Linked DNA regions of Homo sapiens: region 1 is linked to region 2. Evidence: read pairs that join two places in POLR2A ChIA-PET (ENCODE). Cell type or tissue: GM12878. All regions are shown on one strand. Each heading gives the region's core, and the rest is flanking DNA. Links, peaks and the distances in the headings are about the cores only.

Evidence for each region. ChIA-PET counts read pairs that join two places held together with the same protein. Peaks named below come from ENCODE experiments on the same cell type or tissue, not always from the same donor. Only the 100,000 strongest peaks of a DNase experiment are listed, where the experiment ranks them.
Region 1: POLR2A ChIA-PET joins it to region 2 with 5 read pairs; 4 of 35 experiments call an interaction of 5 or more read pairs at or near these places.

The regions. Positions count from the first base shown.
Region 1 is chr1:93,106,554-93,111,944 of GRCh38, forward strand. It overlaps MTF2 (metal response element binding transcription factor 2), which reads left to right. Exons shown (of 15, transcript NM_007358.4): 2 at 3,677-3,875; 3 at 3,992-4,073. Among named protein-coding and RNA genes, the nearest start is that of MTF2, 30 kb to the left of the region's middle. In GM12878, for the core only: no CTCF peak of the experiment used is centred there; no DNase peak of the experiment used is centred there.
Region 2 is chr1:92,925,898-92,931,288 of GRCh38, forward strand. All of the region lies in intron 1 of DIPK1A (divergent protein kinase domain 1A), which reads right to left. Among named protein-coding and RNA genes, the nearest start is that of DIPK1A, 33 kb to the right of the region's middle. In GM12878, for the core only: no CTCF peak of the experiment used is centred there; no DNase peak of the experiment used is centred there; H3K4me3 peaks cover 977 bases; H3K27ac peaks cover 1,321 bases.

The DNA.
Region 1 (5,391 bases), core at 76-5,075, 180 kb after region 2:
TTGTTGCCCAGGCTGGAGTGCAATGGTGCGATCTTAGCTCACTGCAACCTCCACCTCCTGGGTTCAAGACATTTTCCTGCCTCAGCCTGCCAGGTAGCTGGGATGACAGGCATACGCCACCACACCAGGCTAATTTTGTATTTTTAGTAGAGACGGGTTTTTTCTCCATGTTGGTCAGGCTGGTCTTGAACTCCCAGCCTCAGGTGATCTGCCCACCTCGGCCTCCCAAAGTGTTGGGATTACAGGCGTGAGCCACCGCATCCTGCCCCTTAAAGCTTTTTTCAAAGTTGATTGCTAATAGAGTTATTCCCATACTGTGAAGCCGTTAAATTGTTTCAAAATCTGGAGAAAGAGGATTCTTACCCTCTCCTTGAGCATCCCTGATGATAATTCATTGTGATTCTTCCTGCATTTTTACTTCTGTTCTCTTGCACTGATCTTGTCAAACATTTAAACTTTTTAACCCCTCTAATTATACTACCAAAAGTGCCTTCTCCTCACAGCTGACTATGGCACAGAAAAAACAATGTTAGATAAAATTGCTTTGTGCCTTAGCATGAATCAAGGCAGCGGCATCAAACTGTACTTGTATTCTTCATTGTGTACTAACGGTAAAAAATATAAACACACACACGTACCCCCAAACCTTATTTCACTTAAGAATGTTTTTTGTTTGTTTGTTTGTTTTTGAGATGTAGTTTTGCTCTGTTGCCTAGGCTGGAGTGCAGTGGTGTAATCTTGGCTCATTGCAACGTCCGCCTCCCAGGTTCAAGCGGTTCTCCTGCCTCAGCCTCCCGAGTAGCTGGGATTACAGGCACGCGCCACCATGCCTGGCTAATTTTGTATTTTTAGTAGAGATGGGGGGTTTTGCTATGTTGGCCAGGCTTGTCTTGAACTCCTGGCCTCAAATGATCCACCTGCCTCGGCCTTCCAAAATGCTGGAATTACAGGCATGAGCCACCGTGCTGGCCAGGTTTTTAATATGTGTGATAAAATAGAAATGGCATAAGGCACTTGTGCCATTGTTTGAGTTGCCAGCTGAACTAGCAGCTTTTTCATGGAACACCATTTTTACTTGAAACAGCCACTTAGTTCTGTATAAGGCAGGTATTTTCTTGAAGTGACAATCTACGTTTTATATTGACCTTAATTACCATTTTTTTTTTCGTTTGTTCTTGTGAATTCAAGTTAGCATCTTGTGTCTGTCCTTCCTTCCATTTTTCTCTTTTCTTTTCTTCTTTTCTTTTGACAGGTTCTCTCTCTGTTGCTCAGGCTGGAGTGCAGTGGCACAATCACAGCTCACTGCAGTCTCGACCTCCTGGCCTCATATAGTCCTCCCACCCCAGACTCCTGAGTAGCTGGGACCACAGGCACGTGCCACAATGCCCGGCTAATTTTTATTTTTTAATTTTTTTAGAGACATTCTCCCTTTGTTGCCCAGGCTACTCTTGAATTCGGGGTCCTCCTGCCTCAGCCTCCCAAAGTGCTGGGATTACAGGCGTCAGCCATGCTGCACCTGGCCTGTGTCATTTCTTTGAAACAGTTGAAACAGTTTTGCTCCTACATACTTCCTTTATGCTATTATTGCCAAATATATTACATTTCTATATATTATGGGTCTAACAATACAATTATGTACATATTGTTTTATATACTTGCTTTGGAGGGAATATGCATTTATGCTGTCTTTTATAATTACTTTTGTTGGTATTCTTTGTGTGTGTGTGTGTGTATGTGTATGTACATGTATTTGAATTTCCTTCTGGGTTTACTTACTTTCAATCGTAGTAGTATTCATTGTAAGATGTCTCTGCTAATAACAAATTCAGTTTTTGTTTATCTGGGAGTTTGTATTTCACCTTCATTTTTGAAAGACAGTTTTGCTGGATATAAGATTCTCTGGTGACAGCACCCACTCCCTGCAGCCTGCTTACTTTGAATATGTCATCTCACTGCCTTCTGGCCTTTATTGTTTCTGATGAGAAGTCAACTGTTAATCTTATTGGGGTTTCCCTGTACGTGATATATTGTGTTTCTCTTGTTGCTTTCAAGATTTTTTTTTTTTTTTTTTTTGCCTTTCAGCATTTTTACTATGATGTGGCTGGGTGTAGATCTCTTTGCATTTATCCTACTTGGAATTTGTTGAGCTGCTTGGATGTGTAGATAATGTTTTTCAGCAAATTTGGGAAGGTACCAGTTATTTCTTTGGATATCTCTAAAATGTATTTCTTTCAAACTGAAACACTCCGTACCCATTAAACACTAACTCCCTATTCCCCATTCTTCCTAGCCGTTGGCCGCCATTCTGTTTTCCATCTCTATGACTTTGAGTGTCTAGGCACCTCATATAAGTGGAATAGTTGTCCATTTTGTCTGGCTTATTTCACTTAGCATAATGTCTTCAAGGTTCATCCGTGTTTGAGCATGTGACAGGGTTTCCCAGAATTTCTGTATTTTTAGATATTGAAGTTAGATATTCCTAATACTTAGGAACTTTTTGAAACTTTTTTCTTTAATTTCCCTGCTCATTTTATTTTTACTAAACTTTTATGCTGTTTTTAGAATTATTATCTAGTTTTACATGTCACTGTATGTTTAATTAGTGAAAAATCTAATTTGGAAAAGTGAAACCAAACACTGCTTTGTTACCTTTAAGAAAGCTGATGGTGGTATGCTTTGCTGTTTATGGAATGTCTGATACATAAGTTATAATGTAATTTCACAGTATTTAATATATATTTTTTTCCTTTAAGTACTCTTATAGTGTACTTTCCTTTTTTTTTGTTTTTTTGTTTTTTGAGACAGAGTCTTGCTCTGTTGCCCAGGCTGGAGTGCAGTGGCATGATCTCAGCTCACTGCAACCTCCGCCTCCTGGGTTCAAATGATTCTCCTGCCTCAGCCTCCCCAGTAGCTGGCATCACAGGTGTGTACCACCACGCCCGGCTAATCTTTGTATTTTTTAGTAGACACAGGGTTTCACCATGTTGGCCAGGCTGGTCTTGAACTCCTGGCCTCAGGTGATCCACCCGCCTCAGCCTCCCAAAGAGCTGGGATTACAGGCATGAGCCACCGCACCTGGCCTTATAGTGTACTATTTGTCTATAATGTAATGAAATTGCTGGTTCTCAATGTTTTTTTTTTTAAACTCTCAGTCTGCATATTTGCTCAATTCAGTGGTGATTCCCTGTAAGGAGAAGGTCATGACTGCCCTTCCTTTGAGTGTGAAGAGTGTGAATAACACCAGCTGTCCCTTGAAGTCACTGGTTAATGTGTCTTAACTGCATGTGGCATAATCAAGAGATTAAAATGTAATTCACTTTTATTCTTTACCTAAACCCAGTCATGAGATTCAAGACATTATTTGCTCATGATCATGGCCTGCATACCTCAACATAAAGCTGTTATTTTGATGGCAGCTGCCTTGAATGTGTTATCTTGGAGTGTTTGCTGAGTCTTGGCCTCACTTAGAGTAGGCAATGAATGGATATTGAGAATTGTTATCATTTTGTTTTAAACTGCTTTGTTTGGAGAGTATTTATGATTTGAGGTACTTTTTATATTTTTGTCTTAAGGTTTTTAACAAATTTAAAACTTTGATTAACATATAAAATATCCCACTGGTATAAAATAAGCTCTACAAGTAAGTCTTATGTATGGTCTTTTATTCTCTAAACAGAGACTCTACAGGGGCAGGTAATTCACTGGTCCACAAGCGGTCTCCTTTACGTCGAAACCAAAAGACCCCAACATCCTTGACCAAGCTGTCTTTACAGGATGGACATAAAGCCAAAAAGCCAGCATGTAAATTTGAAGAGGGTCAGGATGTCCTAGCTAGATGGTCAGATGGCTTGTTTTATCTTGGCACTATCAAAAAGGCAAGTTACTTTAATGTATCTTTTGCTGTTTTTGCAGTAAGCATTTAATAATCTTAAATTTAACTTCATGTTTTTAATTTTAAGAGATCACCGTTAAGTATTTCTCTGTATTGCAGATAAACATATTGAAACAGAGCTGCTTCATCATATTTGAAGACAGTTCTAAATCCTGGGTTCTCTGGAAGGACATTCAAACAGGCAGGTGCTACTATTTCTCTTGAACATGATTTAAATTAAAATTTGATTTTCTTCAACTTGTCATATTATGATGTTGTCTGTTGAATACAGTGTATTTAGATAACTCAGTATTACTTCCTAGGAGAGGTTAAAAAATCAGCATAGTCGTTATTATAGACCATAAGAAGAACAAGAATACTCTAGAGGACAGATGCATCACTAATTTATACCTGTAAGCTATGTTAAGACCCTTCTAAGAACTTTGAAGAAAAATCTTTAGTAACTAATCTCAGTAACGGTTTGGGATTCAATTCAACTGTTGCTTGCTTATATTTGTAGAAAGCAAGTGTTTATTGGGAGCATACTGTTTGTCAGATGATTTGGGAAATTAGGACATATAAAACTGATTTAGAATAATAGAAATATTCGTTAATAAGAATGGTTTAAAATTACCATTTAGTTATGGGTTTTTTATGTTTAAATGGGAAAATGAGGCTATATTTGTGTGCCAATAAAAATGAATGAAAGTATGCCTTGGTTTGGTTATAGGTATGCTTCTTGTGATGATTTCTATTATTAGAAACCATGATTGTTTCATGCTTTTAGCATCTGCTAAATATAGATGTTTTACCAGGTACCTCTTTCATGCAAAGTACTTTTAAAAATTACAATCTCTACTAAAAGCCTGAGTATTTTAGCTGTTCATTAAAGCCCTACTTTTGGTTTTCCTTTTGCTGGGTTAATAGGCCTACACTAAGACCCGTGTTTTGTGTATTCTCATAGAAAAGAGATAAATTTTCTCCCTAAAGGGTAGACACCTTGCCAAAGTATTTAACAATTGGGTTTTATATTTGAATACCAAGTTCAATTTTATGGTAGGTTTCTGCCATGTTTTAGTTCTTGACTTTACTCTTAATGTTTCTTAAAGAATAAAAAAAGTTTTGGTAAAGGAATTGGAATGTTCTAATTACCATCTGTATAGTTGGTACTCAGGGCTTAGGTGGGGAACTAAGTAGCTTTTACTCTGGTAAAATGTTTTTCTGGAGAAACTTTTTATGGTTCCTGGACTGATAAGTTTAAAGGACTAAAATTACATTTTGAATCTGAAATTGAGGAGCCAGAGAAAAGTGTGACTCATAAGATTTAAAGGGATAGGAGATCTCCAACACTACTAATATTGAGCAGATCTTACTACCCTGCACACAAAATTATTCTTTTTTCCTTATTTTGTAAACATAGGTCTCTCTGTAATAGCAGTGAAACATGTTATGCTGCTTTTTACTCCCCTTCCATTAGCTATGTGTTTCTTTCAGCTTTTGAAGATCTTTTGGAGTTTCCT
Region 2 (5,391 bases), core at 266-5,265:
TTTTTAGAATTCGATTATCTTTTTGAAGTTTACAGATACATAATCATGCTCCTCCTTCATTATCAGTATTGGTATATAATAAGCTTTTTCTAGGCATTTTCAATTTTTTTGATCTTTTGAAAAAATCCATTTTGGTTTTGTTTATTGTCTCTGTTGTCTATTTTCTAATTAATTGATATCTGCTATTGTCTTTACTTTCTTCTTTCTTGGGTTTAATTTGCTTATTTTTTTCCACCTTCTGGTAACTTAAATATTACATTTTAACACTTCTTCCTTTCTAATATGAACAATTAAAGCTATAAATTTCTCTGTAAGCAGTGCTTTAACTGCATCCCAAAAATGCTAACACATTTTTTATTATCATTCAGTTCAAAATATTTTCAGAAATACACTATCTAATTTCCAAATCTTTGGGGGTTTTCCAAATATCTTTTTGTTACTGACTTGTATTTTAATTCAACTGTAATCAGAAAACATACTCTGTTAGATCTCAATCTTCTAAAACTTATTAAGACTTGTTTCATGGCCCTGGATATGGTCTATCTTGGTAAAAGTTCCATGGTACCTAAAAAGACTGTTTATTCTGTATTTTTTGGGTATTGGGTTCTATAAATATTAACTGGGGCAAGCTGGTTAACAGGGCTATTAAGATCTTCTATATCTGTACAGACTTTTGGCTTAGTTGTTCTACTAATTGCTCTAAAAGGGATATGAAAATCTCCAAGTATGACTGTGGACTTGAATCCTTTCTTCCATCTGTCAGTTTTATGGTTTATGTATTTTGAAGCTAATTAGGCATACATACATTTGGGATTATGTCTTTCTGATATATTGAGTTTTTAAAATTATAAAATGTCCCTGTTTATCTCTGGTAGTACTCCTTGAAGTCCATCTTTTCCATTATTAAATTATCTATTCTAACTCTCGAATTATTTGTTTGCACAGTATATCCTCTCCCATCCTTTTACTTTGAAGCTTTGTATCTTTTGTTAAGTGCATGCCTTGCAGACAGCTTAAAGTTGGGCAATGCTTTTATCCAACTTGACAATCTCTATCTTTTAATTGTAATGTTAAGTTGATTTACATTTGATTTGGCTGGATTTGGCTGGACTGGCCATTTTAGTGTTTTGCATTTGTCTCATCTGTTTGCTGTTTCTCTGTTCCTCTTTTGGGGTGAACTGAAAAAAAAAATTTAGTATTCTTATTGTCTTTTAAAAACAGCTTTATTGAAATATAACTCATATACCATACAATTCACCCATTTAAAGTATAGAATTCAATGTTTTGTTGTTGTTGTTGTTTTGAAACAAGGTCTTGCTTTGTCACCTATGATGGAGTACAGTGGCGATCACAGTCCCACAAGGTCACAAGGTCACAGCCTTGACCTTCTGTGCACAAGTGATCCTCCCATCTCAGCTTCCCAAATAGCTGGGACTACAGGTGCATGCCACCATGCCAATTTTGTTGTTTTTTTTTTTTTTTTTTTTTTTGCAGAGATGAGATCTTACTGTGTTGCCCAGGCTGGTCTCAAACTCCTGGGCTCAAGCAATTCTCCCACCTCAGCCTCCCCAAGTGCTGGGATTACAGGCATGAGCCTCTGCACCTGGCCCAGTTCAATGTTTTAAAAAATATACTCATAGGTTTGGAAAAACATCACCACAATCAAATTATAGATCATTTTCATCCCCTTCAAAGAAACCCTGTACTCATTAGCTGTCCTTCCCCTCATTTCCCCAGCCCAAAGCAAACACGAATCAACTCTCTTTCTCTATAGATCTGCTTATTCTAGACATTTTATGTAAATGATATAATACAATATGTGGTCTTCTGTGACTGGCTTTTTTCACTTAACTTTTCAAGATTCATCCATGTTACAACATGAATCAGTACTTCGTTTCTTTTTATTGCTGAACAATATCCCACTGTATGGATATACCACATTTTATTTTTCCATTCGTCAGCTGATGGACATTTGGATTGTTTCCACTTTTTTACTATTTTAAATAAGGCTGCTATGAACATCCATGTGTATGTTTTTCTGTGGATGTGGGTTTTCATTTCCACTGGGTATATATCTAGGAGGGGAACTGCTGGGTCTTGTGTAACTCTACATTTAACTTCTTAAAAACCTACCAAACTATTTTACAAAGCAGCTGCAATACTGTACACTTCCACCAGCAGTGTATGATTTCCTATTTCTCCACATCCTTGTGAACACTTGTTATTGTTCTATCTTTTTTATTATAGCCATCCTAGTGGATGTGAACTAGTATTTTGTGGGCCTCTATTGTCCTTTGCTGAACTCTTTGCATTTTTGTTTTACTGGTTGCTTTAGAAATTAAAATATACATCCATAACTAATACAATCTACTTAGAGTTAATGCTGTACTACTAAACACTAAATACAGATATCTTGTAACAGCATTATTCTATTTATCCCAATCCTTTGTGCTACTGTTATAAACCCTACAATACAGTGCTTTAATTTTTCTTTAACCACTAATATGTCTTTTGAAGAAATTAAGAAAATAATCTATAGTCTTTCAAATTTATTCACTGATTTGCCATTTCTATTGATCTTTATTCATTTCTGAAGATATGAGTTACCAGTTAGTGTCATTTCCAGTGTTATTTCTAGTATTAGTTCTTTAGCCTGAAGTACTTATTTTACCATTTCTTATATTACAGGTCTGCTGGTGATGAATTCTTGTTTTTATCTGAAAAATGTCTTCAGTTAATCTTCATTCCTGAAGACTAGTTTTTCTGGATATGAAATTCTAGAGGCTGGGTATGGTGGCACATGCCTGTAATCCCAGCACTTTGTAAGGCCAAGGTGGGCAGATCGCTTGAGCTCAGGGGTTTGAGACCAGCCTGGCCAACATGGCAAAACCCCGACTCTACTAAAAATACAAAAATCAGCTGGGCGTGGTGGTGCATGCTTGTAATCCCAGCTACTCAGGAGGCTGAGGCAGGAGAATTGCTCGAACCTGGGAGGCAGAGGTTGCAGTGAGCCAAAACCGCACCACTGAACTCCAGCCTGGGCAACAGAGTGAGACTCCATCTCAAAGAAAAAAAAAAGAAAAAAAGAAAAAATTTCTCTTTCTCTGTTTGAGGTTTCCTACTTGTTCAATTACTATACATATTTTCTTTCATAGTCCTCAAGCATATTTATAATGACTGCTTTAACATCTTTGACTTCGAATATGAACACTTGGTCATCTTGAAGATATTTTGTTATTGACTACTTTCTCTTGAACGTGGTAACATTTTCCTGTTTCTTCACATGTGTAGTGATTTTTGGATTGGTTATTACACATTATGCATAATATGTTGTCATGACTCTAGATTCTGTAACATTCCTCTGAAGATGGATCTTTGTTCTAGCAGGCAGTTAATTCGGTGAGACTCAATTTCCAAATTCTGTCTCTCCTGCCATCAGCATCTGCTGAAAGCTCTTCTCCATTCTTTTAGCTTCCACGTGCTGCTTTTTCATTGCATTTCCTGGGCCTCCCCACACATATGAAGGAATTGGGTGGATGTTAAATGCAGGTTTGGGCACTAATCTTTCTGCATCTCCTCCCCTTCCACGATTTTTTGCCAAAGTTTCTGGCTGTTCTACTAGTCCTGAGCCCTGTTATCTAAGATTTCTGCCTCTGGAGCCAGGCACAGACTGGGGAGTACCTTCAGGGGCAAGTTCCTTCCTTTCAGATTGAGTTTAATCTTTTCTTTCACTTCCTTTCCAGTGCCTTTAAATAGCTGTTTACAATATATAAATACATATATGTAATTGTTAAATCTACATTTCAATAATCTTTGTCTGTGGGAGGTTAGTGTGAGTAATCTATTATGTCATCACCAGCAGCTGAAATAATCAATGTTGTTTTGATTCAGTGTCTCACACTGGGTGAATTTTTTTGATTCTTCATCCACCTTCCAGAGGTTCATCTTCATCCTGGCTGACTTTCCAAGTTGTCACAAGATGGAACCAGCAGCTTTCAGAGCTACATGCTTCCATCTTCAAAACCAGAGAAGGAAGAAAGAGTTAAGCCAACAAACGTGGTCCTGGGCTTCACTCCAACTAAATAAATTTTTAGAAAACATAACCACCCTTGAACCAAGCACTGTGGCCAGTAGAATGCTATGAGCTGACTGGCTTAGGCTTGGGTCACTGGTCATCTTCTCCCTCTAGCCTTATTCCTTGTTTCTGACTCCCTGAAGGCCTACAACCCCACTTACAGGTCCTTGTTGCTTTTGTAAGCCAGGGGAGTGATGCTGTTGAATACTCTTCCTCAAAAGCATGGCCTTTTGTGGCTCCCAATTTTAAACACACAGGTCAATTGCAATTCTCTGACTCTCAGAAGCCTAAAGTCTTTTCTCCTCACCTCATATAGCCCTTAAAACTATGGTTCCCACTCCCCATTGGCCATTTTGGCTTTAGCTCTCTTTCATATCTGAGTTTGAGTTTTCTTGTCATTTCTGGTATCTGGAGATTTCCTTTGCTTGCTTTCAAACTTAATTAGGTAGTAATAAAAAAAAACTGAGAAAGGGAGCTTATATTTTATCCAGCATTTCTATGTATTTGCAGAAGACAAAAAGAGGAATCTTCTCATATTAACTAAATCCACCATCAGTAACTCTCCTTAGCCTTCAGGATATAGAACCAATTCTAATTCATTTAACACAGAGGGCCCTTCAAGGTATTATTTACCCTCTTAGTTTCATGACCTGAATACCCCCAAACGCAATCTTTTCTTTTGCGAAGGAAAGAACTTTTTGTAGTTCTCTGTTCATGCCATGCTGTTTCTTCTTTCTATGCCTTTTCTGATACTGTTTACTCTATACAGAATATTATCTCAAGGTGCCCATGCCCTCACACACAAATTTTGATCTAGTCAACTGATACTCATTCTAAAAGTCTCCAATAAACATGGCTTCTTAAAAGCCTTTTCTGTCTCTCCCTCCCCTATACCAACTAAGACTAAGATGGTCCCTTCCTGGGGTCCTGTAACACTCTATACACACTTCTGAAATACAAATATCACTCCAATTGTTGACTTACTTTTCCCACTAGACTACACTCCTTGAAAGAAATATGTCTTATGTAATTGATTACTTCTAGTACTTCATTCTTTGCTTGGCACATATTAGATATTTGACAAATGTTTGTTGAATGAATGGAGAGACAGATTCTTTTTTCTTATTTTTTTAAATTAATAGATTTATTATTTAGAGCATTTTTTTTTGGTTTACAGAAAAACTGAACAGAAAGTACAAAGTTCTCATATAATTGGCAAAACCTGGAAGTAACCAAGATGTCCTTCAGTAGGTGGATGATACATAAACTGCGGTACATCAGACAATGGACAATTATTTAGCAATAAAAAGAAATGA